Linked DNA regions of Homo sapiens: region 2 is linked to region 1. The links are chromatin loops, found by intact Hi-C in ENCODE. Cell type or tissue: PC-9. All regions are shown on one strand.

What was found. Hi-C counts contacts between places; a loop is a spot of excess contacts. Peaks named below come from ENCODE experiments on the same cell type or tissue, not always from the same donor. Only the 100,000 strongest peaks of a DNase experiment are listed, where the experiment ranks them.
Region 2: a loop joins it to region 1, with 2.6 times the contacts of the local background. A loop is called at or near these places in 1 of 110 quality-filtered maps.

Annotation. Positions count from the first base shown.
Region 1 is chr5:4,940,442-4,945,441 of GRCh38, forward strand. No RefSeq gene overlaps it. Among named protein-coding and RNA genes, the nearest start is that of LINC01020, 91 kb to the right of the region's middle. In PC-9, CTCF peaks have their summits at 2,046 (motif pointing left) and 2,256; no DNase peak of the experiment used is centred here; H3K27me3 peaks cover 3,800 bases.
Region 2 is chr5:5,123,786-5,128,785 of GRCh38, forward strand. It overlaps the pseudogene RN7SKP73. Among named protein-coding and RNA genes, the nearest start is that of ADAMTS16-DT, 14 kb to the right of the region's middle. In PC-9, no CTCF peak of the experiment used is centred here; a DNase peak (open chromatin) is centred at 2,836.

The DNA of each region.
Region 1 (5,000 bases):
TCTGTCGCCAGGCTGGAGTGCAGTGGCGTGACCTCGGCTCACTGCAACCTCCGCCTCCCGGGTTCAAGCAATTCTCCTGCCTCAGCCTCCCAAGTAGCTGGGACTACAGGTGTGTGCCACCAGGCCCGGCAAATTTTTGTATTTTTAGTAGAGACGGGGTTTCACCATGTTGGTCAGGATGGTCTGGATCTCCTGACCTTGTGATCCGCCCACCTTGGCCTCCCAAAGTGCTGGGATTACAGGCGTGAGCCACTGTGACCAGCCTAAAACAATCTTTCCATCAATAAAAAGCTCAATTATTTTTCAAATACCCACTGCAACAATTAATCCAAAGCCTCACTGCTGAGCTCTGCTCAGTGATCCCAGCTCTGTGCGCAGCTGGGAAGCAGGGAAATCCTTCTAAGGCTATGGAATTAAATGGGAGCTGGAGTGAGTTTGGGAAGGACAAGAATTTTCCACACGAGCATGGTCGTTAGCCAGTGTGGTGAAGCGGCAAGGCCACGAGGCACAGAAAACGTGGTTTTTGTGTCAGAACTGTTTTGCACAGTTCGGGGGTGCTGCATATGGTTTCCTAGAACTAAGCAGTTACTTTCCTCATCTCTTTTGTGCATCTCTTCAGTTCGGGGATGGAGCGTGTAATTTGAGTAAAAAACAATATTGTTAGAAGTAAGTCGCAGACTAGAGACAGACCCCATTTGGGGTAGAAGCTTGCACAGAATATAATGGGGAAACTGAGACAGGCCTCATTAACAGAAGAGCTGACGCAAAAACCACGTTTTCTGTGCCTCACAGCCTTGCCACTTCACCCTACCGGGTAACGATCATGCTGGCGTGGAAAATTCTTGTCCTTCCCGAACTCACTCCAGCTCCCGTTTAATTCCATAGCATCAGGATTTCCCTGCTTCCCAGCTGCGCACAGAGCTGGAACCAGTGAGCAGAGCTCAGCAGTGAGGCTTTGGATTAATTGTTGCAGTGGGTATTTGAAAAGTAATTGATTTCCATACTCAGTTTGAACTCAATTGAAAAATCATTTACAGACTTCACTTTATGGGTGAGACGCAGAGCCAAGTACAGTGGGTTCCAGGCCACAACAGCTGAACGGAGGAGGCAGCGCGGCCCCTGCCCAATTGCGACCTATGTCAAATAATAAAAATAATAATAATAATAAGTATTATTCTCTGAATTATATTACTAACAAATTAAATGCCTTATTGAGTTGGCACACGATAGCAATAATACGTTTTGTCTCACTTCCCTGTAAAAATCGGTCCGTGTTTTTGTAAGATCCTTAAAAGCAATGCTAACCGGCACTCACATTTCAGTACTAGGCTGAGATTTCTACCAGTTTTCTTAAAACGGATCACTGAGTAGAACCCATGAGCTATTTGGGAAGACATCGCTGCAACCTCACAGTCCCCCTGCAAAGGCAGAGGCCTCAGGTGAGGCGGGGCGCGGGGTGACTGGAACCCGAGTTTTCAGCGAGGACTCGCTCTTCCTCTGCACTAAGTTCTATGAGCAGTGGCGGCAGGTGCGTCTCCGGAGATTCCCCTGCCATAGACCAGCCGTCCAGTGACCACAGCGGACGCTCTGGCCTCTCCCTGCTTCTCCCAAGCCCGTGGCTTCTCCCTGACTTGGCTTCCCCATGGGAATGCTCTGACCTCCGGCCTGCGGCCGTTTCTTCTTCTCCATCTTCAGTTGCTGGTGCTCCTGGGTGGACTCTTCGGAGGGCTCTTTGAAGGCCACCCAGGAGCACCTTTCTCTCGCCCTGCAGGCATCCCCAAGTCCCATCGCAGCACCCGCTTCCTCGGCTGGGAATCCTTCTCAGGAAAAGCTCGGTGTCTGTTTGTTTGTTTTTCCAGCTTCAGTCCACTCCCGAGGCGTTGGGTCCCCTCCCCTCTGGAGACGGCGCCCGCGCGGCTGCCCAGGCTGCAGGGCCTGGGGACACTCGGGGACCCTCCTGCCCTGAGGACCCTGGGCCAGGAGGGCGCCCCTTTTACCCCCAGGGCGACCGGTGCTGTGCTGCCACCTAGGGGCCGCTCTACGCACTGCAGGTCAGCCGGGCCCGCAGTCCCCAGGTGCTAACAATCTGGTTTCTGCTGTTCTTTTGTTGTTCAATTTTTTATTTTAATTTTTGTGGATACATAGTAGAAGCATATATTTATGGGGTACATGAGATGCTTTTATCCAGGCATGCAATGTGTTCTAATCACATGAAAAATGGGGAACCCGTCCCCTCAAGTATCCATCCTTTGTGTTACAAACAATCCAGTTACACTCTTTTTAGTTATTTAAAAATGTACACTTGAATTATTCTTGACTATAGCCACCCTGCTGTGCCAGCAAACACTACATCTTATTCAACGCTAACAATCTGGGCTGTCAAAAGGAGAAGGGTTGCTGTAGCGGAGGGGCTTAGAGGTGAGCATTTGTTTGTCTCACCCTTCCCCCTGCAGAGCGGTGCCTGTTCTTACAGCCATTTGTAAATGCTGGCCTTGAGCCACACCAAGCATCCAGGTAGAGCTGGGAGCTTCACCCATAGGCTGGGAGCACCGTGAGGGGGACCTGCAGTCCAGGACGGCCACGGTGGTGCAGGGAGGCCCCGCACTGCGGGAGGAGCTGGTCATGACCCAGGGCCAGCACCAGAGTGGCTGCCCAGGGCGCCAGGCACCCATAGGACTGGGAAAGCCAGGAGAGGCCAGAGAGGGGAAGGGAATTGGCAACTTCTAAAAGAAATGCGAGAAAGAGCCTGGGAAGTACCAGAAGGAAGAAAGTCGTCCCTGGGGCTTGAGGCATAGAGAGAACTATGTCTCGAGTAAACCAAAGGTGTTTCCATGGTACCTGGAATTTTTTTTTAAGTCAGGGATGATGGGACTCACAGACACAGAAAGATTGTCATGAAGAAAGAAGTTTATCCTTGCAGATCCCTGGACAGAGGAGTCACGCCTGGCCACACAGAGACGCACAGCCAACCAGGTGGGCAAGGGAGCGAGGGGAGCGTGGGCCAGAGAAGGCTCAGATCAGCTAACCTGAATCATTGAATCATTTTAGCAGGCTCAGGGGCGAGGGGCTGTCCCTTCCTGTCTGGTCCCTCGCCTGGCGTGATTTGGGCAGGTGCATGGTGGCCCGGAGTGTGAGGGCCACAGAGAAGGTGGTTGGAGCATGGACTCCAGGTGGTTGGTTTGATTTGGAAAGCACAGCCCTGGGTTCTAAGAACCAGCTCATTCTGGCAAGGGCAGTACCTCCAGGGTCAGCAAGACCCCGGATGTCCAAGCACCAGAATTCAGAAAATAAAAGAATTCATTAATACAAAAGACAACATGCAGCCATTGCTCAGAAGCACTGCCTGGGGCCCAGGCTGCCGGCCTCTTGTTGCCCAGGTCTCTGTGCCCAGTGTTCAGCAGCAGACACTTGTGGAATTGGCTTTTGAGAAGCAAGGGGCTGGGCTTTGAAGAATGAATGCCAAAGGTTGAATCCCAAGGCAAGACATACTGCCGCTGGACAGGAGGAGATGCCTGCATCTGCTCAGAAGTTCACACCTAAGGAGGGTTTCAAGCGTTCCAAGATAACAAAAAGTGCTCCCCAAAATAAGACTTACCATAAATAACAGATGAACAAAATAATCAGTCAAAAAGTCTGTCCCATGTCCAACAGTAGTCCAGATGCTGGGGTAGGGGATCCAAAAGAAGGGGGAGGATGTCACTGACTGCCACCTCCATTCAGCTGCCCAGGTTAGAGGTAAGTTAACACAAACACAGAAACTTAAGAGTAACAGAGACTGAATCCGGAATATTTGTATCTCTTTCTCCACATGGCAACTCAAGCCATTTTATACAATAATATTTATGTATAGATCCAAACCTTCATGGCAGCATGCACATGCTGGACTCTGGAAACAGTTTTATAAGGAGTCAGAATTCCCAGCCGTTGTCCAAGGTCCAAGATTCCTGCATTTTCCTCATTCTAGTGTTTCAGAGAGTGGACAAAAAGAGCATCATTTACTTAAACTTCCCATTTTATTTGGCATTGGATTATTTCCTGTTTTCATGATTACAAAAACTTCTGCACTCATTATGTCCATATGTATATTTTGTACTCAAATATGTACACAAACATATAAGTATTATATAGGTACTACAGGTATTATGTATTCTAACAGTATTTATAATCATGAATGTGTGTATATATTAGAGATATTAGCTTATGGGAATGAGCAACTATAAGAACATTTTCCTGAAATGAAATTGTTCTCTCCAGCAGCAGTTATTCTGAATGCTTCTTCCTTGCAGAGTCCTCTCCTCCACTGGGTACTCATGGGTCCCTCCTCCCTCCAGAGTCCTCTCCTCCACTGGGTACTCACGGGTCCCTCCTCCCTCCAGAGTCCTCTCCTCCACTGGGTACTCACGGGTCCCTCCTCCCTCCAGAGTCCTCTCCTCCACTGGGTACTCACGGGTCCACCCTCCCTCCAGAGTCCTCTCCAGCACTGGGTACTCACAAGTCCACCCTCCCTCCAGAGTCCTCCCCAGCAGTAGATACTCATGAGTCTTCCCTCCATCCAGAGTCCTCTCCAGCGCTGAGTACTCATGAGTCCACTTTTCCTGCAGAGTCATAGGTACCTCCAGCTGTAGGTACTCAGGAGTCCATCCTCCCTCCAGAGGCTTTGCCAGCACGGGTTATGCAGGAGTCTCTGCTTCCTACATTTTCCTAAATCACCACCTGGCTCTGTCCTAGCTGTCAGGACACATGCGGGCCTCTGAGAGGATCCTGTCACATTGATTATTTCCTGTTTTATAAAAGTACTAGACTTATTAATTACTATTTCTAGAAGTATGTGCCTGTTATTTTTATAATGTTAAGTGTTCAATCTGCGGGTGTGCAGTGCTTGGCATATAATATCTGCTATGCTCTCTGTGCTGCTGGGCACTGGTGCAAGTGGTTGCCATTTGTTAACTCTTTTCTTCCCCCCACAAATCCACGTGATGGGTTCTTTCGTCTTGTTTTAC
Region 2 (5,000 bases), 180 kb after region 1:
TTCTATTGCTACAGTTGGCTTTTTTTCTAAGTAGCCAATGTCTATTTACTTCTATAATATATTCTGCTCTTTTTTATCAACAATATATTTCTTTTGACTTTTCAAAAGGATTTTAGTTTATTTCTGATTTTCAGTTATGAATAAAACAGTATTCCCTCATCTGGAAGACAGAATTTCATAGAATTTCACTTCACTTTTCCGCCACTTCTTCCCTTTCTGATCCTTGAAATTATTGTGAACAATATGAAGCGTACCATTTTTATTAACCTCATTTAGCTAAAGATACATATGCATATATAGTTTTTAGAGTAATTGTCTTTGTCATTTTATGGTTTCAACAGTTGTATAAACTCTCAGCTTATCTTTTTTAATGCTAGACACTACTCATTTAATATTATACGTCCTCAATAATGAGCACATAAGTATACAGATCTTTCTAAAGCTGGAAAACAAAGCAAAACTGAGTGTAGGGCTCAAAAAAGTTCATGTTGTTCCAGGCAAAATGAATGGCAAAATGCACAGCCAGACACATCTTGAAAAACACAAGGTCAGAGACACATGAAAATCCTATGAGGATCCAGTCGGAAGAGCAAAAGGGGTTACCAATAAAATAACAAATCCGAACTTGCTTCCAGATTTCTCCTCTGCAAAAGTACGTGTCAGATCACAACATGACATGTCTGAGAGAAAAAAAAGCTGTGGTTTACAATTTCTGTTCCAAGTTGATGTTTTTGGTAATGTAAGGAGCAGATATAAATTGTCAAACATGCACTATTTGTCCCAAGTGTTCCTCACCCATGATAGTTTGACTTCAGTTCAAGATTTTCCCTCCTCTGCCTTGGGAACTCCTCACTCCACGTTGGCCTCCACTCTGTGAGGTACAGTGGTTGACGTGTTCTGGGCTAAATATCTAAATTGTTGATACAAGAGCATGAAGTTCTAAAAAATATGAGCTAAAAGTGAAGGTGAAAAACATATAATGATTTACTCAGTTAATAGAGACTTTTTAGAGACTTTTTTTGTCGTGAAAACTAAATATGCAGAAGCAAACTGTATAAACACAGTGGAGCAAATTAAAAAGGAATCGACACTCAGAAAAATCAAAAAATATACTTTAATGCAAGTTAAGTAATATAGGAAACAAAAGAAGAGAAAGATCAAATTAATGCCAGGAGATAATTTATATACAAAGCAAAGGATGCTCAACAACATACGTAATGGGCTTCCGAATTACAAAGAACAGAATCAGGACTCAAGCAGATGCCAGATACCTGTACTCTACAATGTCATTGATGTGGCTCCAACATCCAGTGACAGGGGTTTTCTTTGCAGGGATTGGGGATGAGGATGGAGGAGGATAGAGAGGAGGTGTGATAAAACACACTGTTATGTTAAATATACATTTAGGTTTTAAGATGAAACCCCAATTTAACAAACATTAAATTGGGGAAAATTAACTTCACAATGGAGGACACATGGACAAGAATGAAGACTTTACTGATCAAAACTGGGGGTAGGCCTGGTGCAGTGGCTTGCGCCTATAATCTCAGTGTTTTGAGAGTCCAAAGCGGCAGGGCTGCTTGAGGCTAGAAATTTGCAACCAGCCTGGGCAACAAGGCAAGGCCCCATCTCTACAGAAAATTGAAAAATCAGTTGAGCATGGTGGCATGCATCTCCCGTCCTAGCTACTTGGGAGGCTGAGGGAAGAGGATTGCTTGAGCCCAGGAGTTTGAGGCTACAGTGAGCTGATTGTGCCACTGCACTCCAGCCTGCACAACAGAGGAAGACCCTTTCTGCAGAAAAAAAAACCAAAAAACTGTGGATGAAAATATTTATAAATGTAGATAGGAAAGACACATATATTTATGTATTTACATTAAATATATTATCATGAATTTGCAACGTGTTTGGAAAAGAGCCCAATTAATAAATATATTCTTAATAAAATATAAAGTGCAAAAATAAAATTATAAGGCACAGTAACCATTCACACAGCCCTCTGTATTTCTTCAAAATATGTGATCAGTGAAACATTGAAACTAACTGTTCAATGTTGTCTTTCCCACTGAGTAATAAGCTTAATGGGGAAGGAACCTCCATGGTGGATTCTCAATAAGTAGATAATTATTCATAATTAAACATGATTAATGAGAGACTAATAAAAAAGTAAGAAACTATTCTAAACTGATTGAAGATCTCAATGAAAGGAACTCTCTTATAGGAGAACATAAACTGAAAAACTGCTTCAAGAAGACGGAGAGGAAGTGAAGGCAATCTGGCTGCAACATGTGTCACCAGGGTGGATTGGGCTGATCTGGCTGGCTAGCTAGATGTCCCCTTCATCCCTCACTGCTCCATGTGCATCTCTCCCAAAGCTGCACACTCAGTCCAAGAGGACAGCCAACCCCAGTAGAAGAGGACTGGTCTTCAGTCAAACCTACGTGAGTAATTATGCTCCCCTGCTAAAACCTCCAAACAAGCTCTTAAGATGATGGAGGAAGGCACAACAGGCCATTAACAATAAAACACATTGAATAGTTAGGCAAAAAATTTCCTCCAAAAAATAAATCAGACTCTAATAATTGTACAAGTGTTTTGTCAAATCATGAAGAAGCAGATAATTTTCACTTGTTTAAAATGTTCCAGAACACAGAAATCATTTGGGAAAATGTCCAGTTAATTTTACAAGTGGCTAAAGCACCAAAAACAAAACGTAAAAAGGGAGGCAAACGTGTTTTAATTGCTTCTTTTTTGCCCCATTGGTGAGGGAGGAATTCCTGCCCTAAGGTTATGGGGAGGGCCAAGTGCATGACACATGGTGCTGGGCAGAGGGGAACGTTTATTAGTCACCTACACCCACAGCCTGGGGAGGAGGACGCTGCACTCCATGGAAGGTCACGTGGGGCTGCACTTGGAACAGACTGAACAACAAGGGCTGTGGAGAAGACTTTGTAGTATCAAGAGGATGAGGTGCCCCTGTTCCCATGGGAGGGTGTGATTGGCCTGTTTGAACGATTCCACGAGATGGCAGAAGACTGAAATCTTCTACTCAGGAATAAGCAGACACTGCTTCATCCCAGTGAAAAGGAAGGTTGTCAATTTTACCAGATGTCAAGACAGCATATAATAGTGACCCTTTTTAGGTCTTACACTACAGTATGTCTAGGGACAACACACAGACACCCCCCAATACACAATTGACAAATATTTCTTATTATTATTTATATAAACATACTCAACAAAATACTCTAAATTTGAATTAATCAGTACACTTTCAATTTAAATTTTAGTTTTATATATTAATCAATATAGTTTAAACATACCAAAATAAAGCAGGATAAATTCATGAATAGCATTGTTCAATTTTTTTAAGTTAGGTAATTACATTAATTAATGGGGCAAAGAAGAATTAAAACTTTTAGAAATTGAAAAAGGAGACACATCCACTCCCCCAACCCATATCAGAGGGATACATTAGAATTACTTAAAAGGTATAAAAAAATCCCCGCCTTCTCATATTTTCTTAATCTCCGGAATGAGAATCATGATGGAGATTTGGGTTTGTTAAAGAAGAAAACTAATCCAGAGAGATTATGTTAAACATTCAATATTCCTTACCACTAGTACTTCTTAGCAAACTAGAAAAGAACTCTTTTTAGCATCATAAAACAAATCTACTGGAAAACAAGGGCTAATACCATCCTTAGGAACAGAATGCAAGAGCCATTCCCACTACAGTTAGGAATAAGACAGCTGTGCTCCTGATCACCAGTATTTCGCTGTCTCTGGAAACTCTGTCCATGAGCTAAAGTAGGGGAAAAACTAAGGTGTAAATACCAGAAAAAAAAAATAGACAATTATTTGAGATAATGTAATTTCATCTTTTTGGAAAAAGCAAGCAAATGAATTAAAAGTTTAGTAGACCTCGTAAAAACAGAGGAAACTGGAAAATAAAATACCTGTACCATTTCTATAAGTTATTTATTTTATTTAAAATAAAACCCTGCATATATAGCACTAATAAGTTTCAAGGACTGTTTTAAGATTTTTTAAATCTTAAAAGACCGTTTTAAGATTATTTAAATATTCACTCATTTAATCCTCATAGCAGTTATGAAGTAAGTGCTATTATTGTCATTATCATTGTCTCCATTTTACTGATGAGGACACTGAGGCTTGGAGCGGCTGAGTGATGTGTCCATACTGACTAAGTGAGCAAGCCAGGATTTATGCCCTAGACCCGGGACATCTGGTTTCAGAGCCTGTGCTCTGATGCAGTGCACCTGGCTGGCTTCCTTTCATTATTTTAACATTCTGGTTAGAAAATGAGATACAATGAGCCAATTGAATTCAATAAAAATATGAATATCCTAGGAATAAACAGTATAAGAAATGTTAAATACCTGTGTGAACAAAAATACACGTATTATGTTTAGAAGTATTTTTAAAATAGGAATACATGAAAAAAGTATTACTTGTCTCATAATATTGAATATTTTAATAATTTTGATATTATCTAAATTAATTCATAAATGTATGTGATCCCAATCAGAATCCCAATGGGATTTTAAAACTTGATATAAATAAACCTAAAATAATGTTGAAAGAATAAACAAAAAAGAATAGACAGAAAATTGTTGAAAAAGAGTAGTAAGAGAATACAAGTCAGCCGGTGTTAAAAATCTATCATAATAAAAAATAAAATATATTAATAACAATTAAAACAGTGTTTTACTGACAGTAGAAAGCCAAAAATACTCCAAATACTTATTATTAAACAAAGTTAAATTTTTAAATGAGTGGTGATAAGAAGTGAATTATTATACAAGTAATTGAGAAAAATGGGATATTTTTAATCCTTTAAAAAACTGAAATTTAGATCTCTACTTTATACCTTGTAAGAAAATAGCAATTTAAATCTATAATTTTGCAAATGTATTAAAATAATAAATACGTTCAGAAGAAAATATGAGAATATTAATTTTGGGAAATATTTCTAA